Regions from separate parts of the Homo sapiens genome. Here region 2 is linked to region 1. The links are chromatin loops, found by intact Hi-C in ENCODE. Cell type or tissue: chondrocyte. All regions are shown on one strand. Links, peaks and the distances in the headings refer to the core of each region. The heading gives the core; the rest is flanking DNA.

What was found. Hi-C counts contacts between places; a loop is a spot of excess contacts. Peaks named below come from ENCODE experiments on the same cell type or tissue, not always from the same donor. Only the 100,000 strongest peaks of a DNase experiment are listed, where the experiment ranks them.
Region 2: a loop joins it to region 1, with 2.2 times the contacts of the local background. A loop is called at or near these places in 5 of 110 quality-filtered maps.

Annotation. Positions count from the first base shown.
Region 1 is chr19:36,892,036-36,899,438 of GRCh38, forward strand. It overlaps ZNF829 (zinc finger protein 829), which reads right to left. Exons shown (of 6, transcript NM_001037232.4): 6 at 1-436. It also overlaps a transcript of ZNF345 not described here. Among named protein-coding and RNA genes, the nearest start is that of ZNF829, 21 kb to the right of the region's middle. RefSeq lists an enhancer at 1-591. In chondrocyte, for the core only: no CTCF peak of the experiment used is centred there; no DNase peak of the experiment used is centred there.
Region 2 is chr19:36,742,138-36,747,221 of GRCh38, forward strand. ZNF850 (zinc finger protein 850) reads right to left here. Exons shown (of 5, transcript NM_001193552.2): 5 at 1,343-5,084. Among named protein-coding and RNA genes, the nearest start is that of ZNF850, 28 kb to the right of the region's middle. In chondrocyte, for the core only: no CTCF peak of the experiment used is centred there; no DNase peak of the experiment used is centred there.

The DNA of each region.
Region 1 (7,403 bases), core at 1,079-6,078:
CAATACTTAAAGGCTTTTCCACATTCCTTACATTCATAGGGTTTCTCACCAGTGTGAATCCTCTGATGTTGAGAAAAATATGAACTACAACTAAAAGCCTTGCCACATTCCTTACATTCATAGGGTTTTTTACCAGTGTGAATCCTCTGATGTCGAGTAACGAGTGAGCCACGACTAAAGGACTTCCCATACTCCTTAGATTCATAGTGTTTTTCACCAAAATGAATTCTCTGATGTTGGATAAATTGTGAGTTTTGATTAAAGGTCTTTCCACATATCTTACATTCCCATGGTTTCTCTTCACTCATAGTTTTTTGAGGTGGAATAAGAAATGTGGGCTGAATAAAAGTAGACATGTCTTCACGGGTAATTATTACTTGACTGAAATGTCTCTTCTTTAGAGATAATATTTTGGTCTCACACATTGATTCCAGATCTGAAAGAAAATACAAAGGCAAATAAATTTTCCTATTCTGGGCAAGTTAAAACTTCTAAAAAAGAAATGGGAGAATTAAACTGAAAAGAATATCTGAGAAATTACACAGTTTTCAAAGGTGGAGAGGCAATCTGTAAAACTGACAAGAAAAGCACAGACATTAGGAGAGGTAATAAAAGAAGCTGAGGATGTGGATTCAGAAAGTAGATGACCTCTATGATCCTCAAATTTTGGTCTGAACCAGAGTCACCTTAAGCCTTGGTGAATACACAGTGTTCAGCACCATCCTCCATATTATAGAGAGATTCTAATTAAAAAAAAAAAATTTTTTTTGCCCCCACCCCAGATCCCCCACAGGCGCTGCCTGAGACCCAGCTCTGTGTCTCCTCGTCGTACAGCTTGTGGAGCTCCGACTGCAAGGCCATCAGCATGCCCAGGCAGGGGTTAAGCTGGAGGGCCATGGAGGAGGACAGGCCAGCAGGATGCCGCTTCTGCTCCAGGGCATGCACCATGCGTGAGATATTCTAATTATATACACGTTCATAAACATATGCTCACATGCACAGAGTATGATACTGTATGTTTTGCAATTCGTAGATAACTGTCAGACCTACATGAAAGGACTGTTAAGAATAACAAATGTGTTGAAAGGTTTAAATGTCGGGGGCGGGTGGAGTTCAGTGACTGTGCAATGGTATACTGGCAAATCACCAGCCTCCGACAAATCTAATATGCTGAACACAACTGGTGGGAAGAGTAGACAGGTACATCTCTTCTGTGCATACAGCATGATATGGGCTAGGAACTCACTGAAAATAATTTGCTCTGGAATTCTGTGATGTTGACCTTGGGAGAAAGAAATGAATAATTCAAGTCATAGCAGTGATTGAGAAGGAAGGTGGCTCAAGTTTGAGACACAAGAGAGTTAAGATAGGATGAAATGTACTCTATGAGAAGAATGGAACTCCATGTCAACATATAAACAGTGAGCCCCAGTTCTATGCTTTAAGGCAACCTCTGAGCCCTCTTTTCCTTGTTTATTAAAATGGGACTGACACTTAACTTATGATTGCTAAAAAGATGAGGAATAACGTATATAAATAATCTGATATAAAGTAAGCACTCAGTATTGGTAGCTATTATTATGAAAAAATGTCATAGCAAAAACAGATATTGGGCAAATAAAATGGCTTGAAGACATCAAAATAAAGCCAGCTAGACTATCTTAAGTATTCCCTCCACACAATCATTGGCCAAACTTAGTCTGGGTGAGTCCCTAAAAATCTCTTAAAGTTGTCCTCATTTAATTACTGAATCCCCTCTTTCCTAGACCACTACAGGAATCTCCTAATGGTTTCCCCAGTATGTTCTAGCACCCTCTAATCCATTCAGCACCTGGTGTGATATTTGGTCTCACTTTGCCCTCCTGAAAATCTAAACTCCTTGGTAATTACCAAGAAGACTCCAATAATGAGGCTCTTGCCTACCTCTACAACCTTGTGTTATACTCCACTTCCACTTGCTCAAGAAGCCCCAGTCCTTCAAGCACCTCAAGTTCTCCCTGCCCCTCAGGGCCTTCCCACATGGATCTCCCCTTTACCTGGCATACCCCTCATCCTATCACCATTGTTGGCCCTGCTAACAATGAGAAAAGCCTCATCACAGCTTCCACTAACAACCAAGCCCTAAGCCACTGAGGAACTCACAGACACTGCTGACACTGATTGCAGCCAGAGAAATCATATGGAGATTATACCACTGCATCCACCTATAACAAAGCCAAAGCAACCTACCCAACCAACACTATAAATACATCTACAGGAAAAAGGTTTTCCTTATGAAAACAAATCCATAAAATTGGAAAAAATGACCATAACAAGAAATACACAGATATCAATGTAAGGATAAAAGAAACACGAAAAAGCATGGAACCATGACATCTCCAAAGTAATACAATAATGCTCCAGCAACAGATTCCAACAAACAAGAAATCTATCAAGTGCCTGAAAAAGAATTCAAAATAATGATATTAAAGAAGCTCAGTGGGAAACAATAGAACATGGATAAAAACCAAAAGAATCAGAAAAAACAATTCATGATCTGAATGAGAAATTCAGCAGATAGATATCATGAAAAAGAACCAAACAGAAGTCCTGAAACTGACAAATTTCAATGAATGAAATAAAAAACACAATTGAGAGCTTCAACAATAGACTAGATCAAGCAGAAGAAAGAATTTCTGAACTTGAGGACAGGGTTTTTTAAAAGAATCCAGGAAGAAAAAGTAAAAAATAATAATTTTTAAAACTGAAAAAAGCTTAGATGACATATGGGACATCATAAAGCAACCAAATATTCAAATTTTGGGTATTCTAGGAGAAGAGATGGGCAAAGGCATAAAAACCTATTTAACAAAATAACTGAAAACTTTCCAAGTCTTGTAAGCAATATAGACATCCTGATACAGAAGGCTCAATGATGCCCAAATAGATTCAATCCAAAAAGGTTTTCCAAGGCCCATTACAGTCAAACTGTCAAAAGTCAAAGACAGAGAATTCTAAAAAAAGCAAGAGAAAGGCATCAAGTCACATATAAGGGAACCCTCAGGCGTCAAGTCACATACAAGGGAACCCTCATCAGAACTAGTAGCAGATACCTTGGCAGAAACCTTCCATGCCAGGAAAGAATGGGATGATATATTCAAAGTGCTAAAAAAACACTGTCAGCCAAGAATACTGTACCTAGCAAAGCCATCCTTCAAAAATGAAGGAGAAAGTTTTTCCCAGAGAAAATGTATCACAACTAGGGTGGCCCGATCAAAAATGGCAAAGGGTGTCCTACATCTGGAAGTAAAAGACATATCTACCATCATTAAACAAATGAAAATAAGAAGCTCACTGGTAGAGCAGATACACAAATGGAAAGAGAAAGGACTCAGATGTAACCATTACATAAAACCACCAAACCAAATGATAAGAGGAAAGAAAAAGGATATAAAACAACCATAAAAAATTAACAGATTAGGAATAAATCCTCACCTATTAATAATAACCTTGAATGTAAACAGTCAAATTCCCCACTTAAAAGATACAGTCTGGTTGAATGGATAAAATAAATATGACTCACCTATATACTGGCTGTGAGAAACTCACTTTATATATAAAATCATAGACTGAAAGTGAAGAGATGAAAAAAAAATACTGCACACAAACAAACCAAAAGCAAGTGAGAGTAGCCATACTTAAATAAAACAGACATTAAGTAAAAAACTGCAAAAGAAGCAAAGAAGGTCATTATATAATGATAAATGGGTCAATTCAGCCAGAGGATATAAAGTTCTAAATTTATAGGCACTCAACACTGCAGCACCCAGATATATAAGCAAATATTATTAGATCTAAAAAGAGAGATAGGGCTGGGCATGGTGGCTCATGCCTGTAATCCCAACACTTTGGGAGGCCAAGGCGGGAGGATCACTTGAGGTCAGGAGTTCGAGACCAGCCTTCCCAACATGACGAAACCCTGTCTCTACTAAAAATACAAAAATTAGCTGGGTGTGGCCAGGCGCGGTGGCTCATGCCTGTAATCCCAGCACTTTGGGAGGCTGAGGCAGGCAGATCACGAGGTCAGGAGATTGAGACCATCCTGGCTAACATGGTGAAACCTCGTCTCTACTAAAAATACAAAAAATTAGCCAGGCATGGTGGCAGGCACCTGTAGTCCCACCTACTCGGGAGGCTGAGGCAGGAGAATGGTGTGAACCTGGGAGACGGAGCCTGAAGTGAGCCGGGTTCGCACCACTGCACTCCAGCTTGGGTGACAGAGCAAGACTGTCAAAAAAAAAAAAAGAAAGAAAAAAAAATTAGCTGGGCGTGGTGGCATGCACCTGTAATCCGAGCTACTCAGGAGGCTGAGGCAGGAGAATTGCTTGAACCTGGGAGGCAGAGGTTGCAGTGAGCCAATATTGTGCCACTGCACTCCAGCCTGGGCGACGGAACTAGACTCTGTCTCAAAAAAACAACAACAAAAAAAGGTAGACTCCCATAAAATAATAGTACGGGATTTGAACATCCCACTCTCAGCATTAGACAGTTCATCTAGATAGAAAATCAACAGCTTTGGATTTAAACTGGATATTAGACCAAATGGACCTACCAGACACTAACTGAACATTTTATCCAACAGCTGCAGAATACACATTGTTCCTATCAGCACATGGAACATCCTCCAGGAAGAGACCATACGTTAGGCCATAAGACAAGTTATAACTAATTTTTAAAAATTGAAATCATATCAAGTATCTTCTCAGACTACACTAGAATAAAACTAGAAATCAATAACAAAAACTTTGTAAACCACACAAATAAATGGAAATTTAAACAATGTGCTTGCTCATGAATGCCCATTGGGTCAATTAAGAAATTAAAGATCATCAAAGACTACTACAGGCAACTATATGCTAACAAATCAGATAACCTAGAGGAAACAGAAAAATTCCTGGATACATGAAAACCTACCAAGACTGAACCAGGAAGAAACAGAGCAGAAGAACCTGAGCAGACCAATAACGAGTAATGAGATTGAAGCAATAGTAAAATGTCTCCCAACAAAAAAAGCCCAAGACTAAAGGGCTTTACTGCTGAATCCTACCAAAATTACAAATAACTAACCTCAGTTTTTCTCAAACTATTCCAAAAAATGGAAGAGAAGTTAATTCTTCCTAATCCATTCTACAAGGCCAGCATTACCCTGATACCAAAACCAGAGAAGGACACAACAACAACAACAAAAAGAGGTGATATCCCTCATGAACATAGACACAAAACCCCTCAATGAAATACTAGCAAATGAAATCCAATAATACAACAACAAGATAATATACAACGATTAAGTGAGATTTTTCCTGAAAAGTGCAAGGATGGCTCAACATAAGCAAATCAATAAACATGATGTATCAGATCAACAGGATGAGGGATAAAAACCATATGATCAGCTCAATAGATGCAGAGAAACATCTGATAAACTTCAACGTCTCTTCATTATAAAAACCTCTCAACGATTAGGCATTAAAAAACATAACATAATAAAGACCATATATGACAAACGTACAGCTAACACCATACTGAATGGGGAAAAGCCGAAAGCTTTTCCTCTAAGAACTGGAACAAGATAAAGAAGCCCACATTCACCACTATTATTCAATATAGTACTGGAAGTCCTATCCAGAGCAATCAGGCAAGAGAAAGAAATAAAAGGCATCCAGATTGGATAATAGAAAGTCACACTGTCCCTTTACAGATGACATGATCTTACATATATTTAAAAACCTAAAGATGCCACCAGAAATTCTTGGAACTGATCAATGAAATCAGTAAAGTTGCAAGATACAAAATCAATATACAAAAATAAGTAGTACGCTGGGCACGGTGGCTCACGCCTATAATCCCAGCAGTTTGGAAGGCCGAGGTGGGTGGATCACTTGAGGTCACGAGTTTGAGACCAGCCTGGCCAACATGGTGAAACCTTGTCTTGACTAAAAATACAAAAATTGGCCAGGTGTGGTGGCAGGCACCTGTGGTCCCACCTACGTGGGAGGCTGAGGCAGAACTGCTTGAACCCAGGAGGTGGAAGCTGCAGAGAGCTGAGATCATGCCATTGCACTCCTCCAGCCTGGGAGACAGAGCAAAACTCTGTCTCAAAAAGGGAAAAAAAAAGGATTTCTATACATCCACAATAATGAATTAGCTGAAAAAGAAATCAAGAAAACAATCCCATTTATTAATATAATAGCTACAAAAAACAACCTAGAAATAAATTTAACCATGAAGTGAAAGACCTCTGTAAGGAAAACTACAAAACACAGACAAAAGAAATTGAAGACAACAAACAAATAAAAAGATATTTGCATGCTTATGCACTGGAAGAACTATTGTTAAAATGAACATACTTCCCAAAGCAATCTACAGATTCAATGCAATCTACAGATTCAATGCAATCCCGACTGAAATGCCAGTCAGTTTTTACATGAACAGGAAAAAAAATCCTAAAATTTGTAGGAAACCATAAAAAATGCCAAATAGCCAATGCAATCTGTAGCGAAAGAACAAAAGTGGAAGAATCAAACTTCAAAATATACTACAAAGCTGTCGTAACCAAAACAGCATGGTACTGTCATAAAAATAGACCCAAAGACCAATGGAACAGAAGAGAGAACCCACAAATAAATCCATGTATTTATAGTCAACTGATGGTTGACAAAGGTGCCAAGAACAGACATAGGGAAAAGGACACGCTGTTCAATAAATGGTGCTGGGAAAACTGGTTATCCATATAGTGAAGAATGAAACTAGACTGTATCTCTCACCATATACAAAAATAAACTCAAAATGAATTAAATACTTAACTATAAGACCCCAAATTATAAAACTACTGCAGGAAAACATAGGGGAAACACTTCAGAAGAATAGGCAAATATATTTTAGATAAGACCTCAAAGATATTTTCAATAAGGGGCAACAACAAAAAAATAGACAAATTGGACTATATTGAACTAAAATGCTTCTGCACAGCAAAGGAAACAATCAGCAGAGTGAAGAGACCTGTAGAATGGGAGAAAATATTTGCAAACTCTTCACCTGAGAAGGGACTAATATCCAGAATTAACAAGGAAGCAAAAAAACTTAATAGCAGTGCCATAGCGGCTCATAACTGTAATCCCAGCACATTGGGAGGCCAAGTCAGGAGGATCACTTGAGGCCAGGAGTTCAAGACCAGCCTGGGGAACATAGGGAGACCCCCCCCGATCTCTATAAACAGTTTTAAAATTAGCTAGGTATAGTGGCATGCACCTGCAGTCTTAGCTACTTAGGAGGCTGAGGTGGTAGAATCACTTGAGCCTGGGAGTTCAAGGATGCGGTGAGCTGTGATCAGGCCACTGCACTCCAGTCTGGCTGACAGTGAAACTCTC
Region 2 (5,084 bases), core at 85-5,084, 150 kb before region 1:
GGAGGTTGGGAGTTCCAGACCAGCCTGACCAACATGGAGAAAACCCATCTCTGTTAAAAATACAAAATTAGCCAGGTGTGGTGGCGCATGCCTGTAATCCCAGCTACTTGGGAGGCTGAGGCAGGAGAATCACTTGAACCTGGGAGGCGGAGGTTGCGGTAAGCCAAGTTCGCGCCATTGCACTCTACCCTGGGCAACAAGACCAAAATTCCATCTCAAAAAAAAAAAAAAAAGAAGAAGCAGATCTGCAGTTGAAGCAAGCTGTGAATAAGCAGGGAGGGAAGGACCGACTGCAAAGGGACATGAGGGGACTTTTTGGGATGATGGAAACATCCTCTATGATTGTGATGGTAGCTAAACAAATACCGATATCAACATTAATCAAGTTGTTCATTTCAAAGTATGAATTGTAATCTATGTAAATTATACCTCAACCAACTTAACAAAAATATAACAAGTCTTGAGGTCTTGTCTTTGAATAGTGGAAGATACAATCTCTGGCTAAATATAGGCCCAAGTGGTTTTATTTATAGCTTGACATAGTTCCTTTATTAAAATTTGTTTTTGTTTTTTGAGACAGTCTTGCTCTGTCACCCAGGCTGGAGTGCAGTGGCGAGATCTTGGTTCACTGCAACCTCCACCTCCTGGGTTCAAGCGATTCTCCTGCCTCAGCATCCCAAGTAGCTGGGATTACAGGCGCCCACCACCATGTCTGGCTAATTTTTGTATTTTTAGTAGAGGTGGGGTTTCACCATGGTGGCCAGGCTGTTCTTGAACTCCTGATCTCAAATGGTCCACCCACCTCGGCTTCCCAAAGTGCTGGGATTACAGGTGTGAGCCACCATGCCCAGCTAAAAATTGTTTTAATTAACAAAACCATAAACGTACAGCAATCATCCTTAATGGCGAACATTAAAAATATTTCCTTGGCCAGGAACAATGGCTCACACCTGTAATCCCAGCACTTCAGGAGGCCAAGGACGGCAGATGGCTTGAGCCCAGAAGTTCGACAGTGGCCTCGACAACACGGCAAAACCCCATCTCTGCAAATACAAAAATGAGCCGGGCATGGCAGTGCACACCTGTAGTCCCAGGTACTTGGGAGGCTGAGGTGGAAGGACTGATTGAGCCTGGGAGGTTGGGGCTGCAGTGAGCAGTGATCATGCCACTGCCCTCAAGCCTGGTGACAGAGTGAGACCCTGTCTCAAAAAAAAAAAACACCAAAAAAAAAAAAAACCTCACTTAAAGAAAGGGTCAAGTGAGGAAACTAGTTAGTGCTGTAGACATTCATATTACACATATGATCCAAGCTACAAGTATAAATTAAGAAATAAGGCATATAGAAAGGAATAGGCAAATACTTTTATTTACAAATAATACCAACATCTCTTTAGACAATTCAATCTCATGAAGAAACCATTTCATCTACTAAAGTAGTTCATCAATGTTACAATCCTTAGACAAAAACCAACAGTTTAGTACATAGTAATAGTAATCAATTACACAACAGAAAAAATATCCCAATCATATTATAAACAAAAGCCATTAAGTATCTAGAAATAAGTAAAACAAGAAATGTGTACACTTTTATGCTAAAAATATAAAGACTTACTAAAGCACATAAAAGAATACCTACTGAAATAAAGACACACCAGGTACAAGAGAAAAACTCAATGTCGTAAAGATGTCAATAATGATTCTTTTCTTTCTAATACTATGGCAGAGGAGAAATATTGAAACTCCTCTATTAAAAGGATTTACCGGCCGGGCACGTGGATCCTGCCTGTAATCCCAGCACTTTGGGAGGCCGAGGCAGTCAGATCACCTGAGGTCTGGAGTTCAAGCCCAGCCTCAACATGGAGAAACCCTGTCTCTATTAAAAATACAAAATTAGCCGGGCGTGGTGGTGCATGCCTGTAATCCCAGCTACTCAGGAGGCTGAGGCAGGAGAATTGTTTAAACCTGGGAGGCAGAGGTTGCGGTAAGCCGAGATCGTGCCATTGCACTCCAGCCTGGGCAACAATAGCAAAACTCCCGTCTCAAAAAAAAAAAAAAGGATTTACCCCAAATAGATCATCTTTGGTCAATAAGAATATACAGGTGATCTTTCTGTCTTCATTGTGCTTTTCTCTGCTCTTTAAAAAATTCTACTTTTTTCATAAAAAGAGTTAATTTTTAAAAGTGAAAAGTAAAAACGTTAAGAGTATTGGCTGAACACAGTGGCTCACACCTGTAATCCCAGCACCTAGGAGGCTGAGGTGCTAGGACCAATTGAGCCCAAGAGTTCAAGACCAGCCTGGACAACATGGTGAAACCCTGTCTCTACAAAAGATACAAAAATTAGCTAGGTGTGGTGGTGTGCGCCTGTAGTCCTTGCTACTCGGGAGGCTGAGGTGGGGGATCGATTGAGCCCGGGAAGTTGAGGCTGCAGTGAGCCAAGATTGTGGCATTGCACTCCAGCCTGGGCAACACAGCAAAAACCTGTCACACATGAAAAAGACAACTGTGAACTGTAAAAAGCACTCCTCCATCTTCACCCTCTCTGTATATATTTATGTTTAAATATCTCCAAGGAAGCAGTTACAAAAACATGGAGAATAATAAATGACAGAGTAAGAATTTGAGAACAAACATTTGATTTGTTTCCATAAATTGAGACAAACCTCAACTGACTACAAATTGAGACAAAAGAATCAATTGAGCCGGGCGGGGTGGCTCACGCCTGTAATCCCAGCACTTTGGGAGGCCGAGGTGGGCGGGTCATGAGGTCAGGAGATTGAGACCATCCTGGCTAACATGGTGAAATTCCGTCTCTACTACAAATACAAAAAATTAGCCAGGCGTGGTGGCGGGCACCTGTAGTCACAGCTACTAGGGAGGCTGAGGCAGGAGAATGGCGTGAACCTGGGAGGTGGAGCTTGCAGTGAGTCGAGATCACGCCACTGCACTCCAGCCTGGGCGACAGAACGAGACTGTCTCAAAAAAAATCAATTGAGACAAAGCCTCAATTGATTAACCTTAAAATAACCTTCTTAAAAGATATGTGTGTGTGTGTGTGTGTATATAAATCATCCATAAGCATATTAGTAAAAGTACAAATCAACAGATATGTTTTAGAGAAGTGTTAAATTTTTTAAACGCAAGTGTAATTTAAATAGAATGAAATACAACAATCCGAAGTGCATAGACGATGAGGTAAGATTTTTTTCATCAACTTTATTGAAGTGTAATTTACATATAATAAAATGCAACCATATGTCTACATTCATGCAAATACCACCTTGTAAGAAATGCCTTTCCTGACTACCTTATCTAAATTAGTCCTGCCCAGAGTTCAGAGACCAGCCTGACCAACATGGAGAAACCCCGTCTCTACTAAATAATACAAAAATTAGTCGGGCATGGTGGAGCATGCCTGTAATCCCAGTTACTCAGGAGGCTGAGTCAAGAGAATCGCTTGAACCTGGGAGGCGGAGGTTGCAGTGAGCCAAGATCGTGCCATTGCACTCCAGCCTGGGCAACAAGAGCAAAACTCCATCTCAAAAAAAAAAAAAAGAAAAAAGAAAAAGAAAGTCCCAGGTGCAGTGGCTCATGATTGTAATCCCAGCACTTTGAGAGGACAAGGTGGGCCATTCTTTATATTCATAAGGTGGGAAGATTGCTTGAAGACAGGAATTCAAGACCAGCCTGGGTAACAAAGCAAGACTCCAACTCTACTGAAATAAAAAATAAAAACTTAGCTGGGTGTCATGGTGCTGCTGGGAGTATAGCAGTGAGGACGACCAGAGGTCACTCTTGTCACCATCTTGGATTTGGCCGACTTCTTTACTGCAAGATGTTTTCTCAGCAAGGTCTTTATGACCTGTATCTTATGCTGACCTCATATCTCATCTTGTGACTTAGAATGACTTATCTGTCTAGGAATGCAGTCCAGTAGGTTTCAGTGTTACTTTACACAGCTCCTATTCAAGAAGAAGTTGCTCTGGTTTACACGCCTCTGACGTAACCATGCAGTGAACAAGTCTATTGGCTCCATTTATTCACCAGCATGTGCTCACTTTGTATCTGTGTCATATTTGGATGATCCCAACAATATTTCAACTTTCTCATTGTTGTTATATCTGTTATGGTGGCCTATGATTATCTTAGGCACCACTACTTGTTTTAGGGCATCACAAACTGTGTCCATATAAGACAGCAAACTTAATTGATAAACATGGTGTGTGTTCTGACTACAAACTTAATTGATAAACACTGTGTGTGTTCTGACTGCTCCACTGACTGGCTCACTGCAACATCCGCCTCCCAGGTTCAAGCGATTCTCCAGCCTTGCCTCCTGAATAGCTGGGATTACAGGCATATGCCACCATGTCTGGCTGATTTTGTATTTTTAGTAGAGATGGGGTTTCAACATGTTGGCCAGGCTGGTCTTGAACTCTTAACCTCAGGTGATCCACCCACCTCAGCCTCCGAAAGTGCTGGCATTACAGGCGTGAGCCACCACGCCCGGCTTGGAATTTCTAATATAAATTGCCCACTGGATCCAAAGGAGAAGGTGCGCACAGACTTTAGTTTTGCTTGCTTTCTTTCCAGCAAGGACTTTCTTAGCCACCTTTGCAGTTATGGGCTAAAGTAGACAGGGAAATAGACAGGGAAGGCGAAGCTTAAAACAAAGTCAGTAGTCAAACATGAAAAATATAGTCACACTTATTTATTATAAAAAAACTATTACTAGCCAGGCGTGGTGGCTCACACCTGTAATCCCAGCACTTTGGGAGGCCGAGGTAGGGGGATCACGAGGTCAAAAGTTTGAGACCACCCTGACCAACACAGTGAAACCCCGTCTCTACTAAAAATACAAAAATTAGCCAAGCATGGTGGTGCATGCCTGTAATCTGAGCTACTCAGGAGGCAGAGGCAGGAGAATCACTTGAACCCAGGAGGCAGAGGTTGCAGTGAGCCAAGATAGCACCACTGCACTCCAGCCTGGGCAACAGAGCAAGACTCTGTCTCAAAACAAAACAAACAAACAAAAAATACACAAAAACAACTATTGCCATCAACATTTTATCAATTAGTAATTT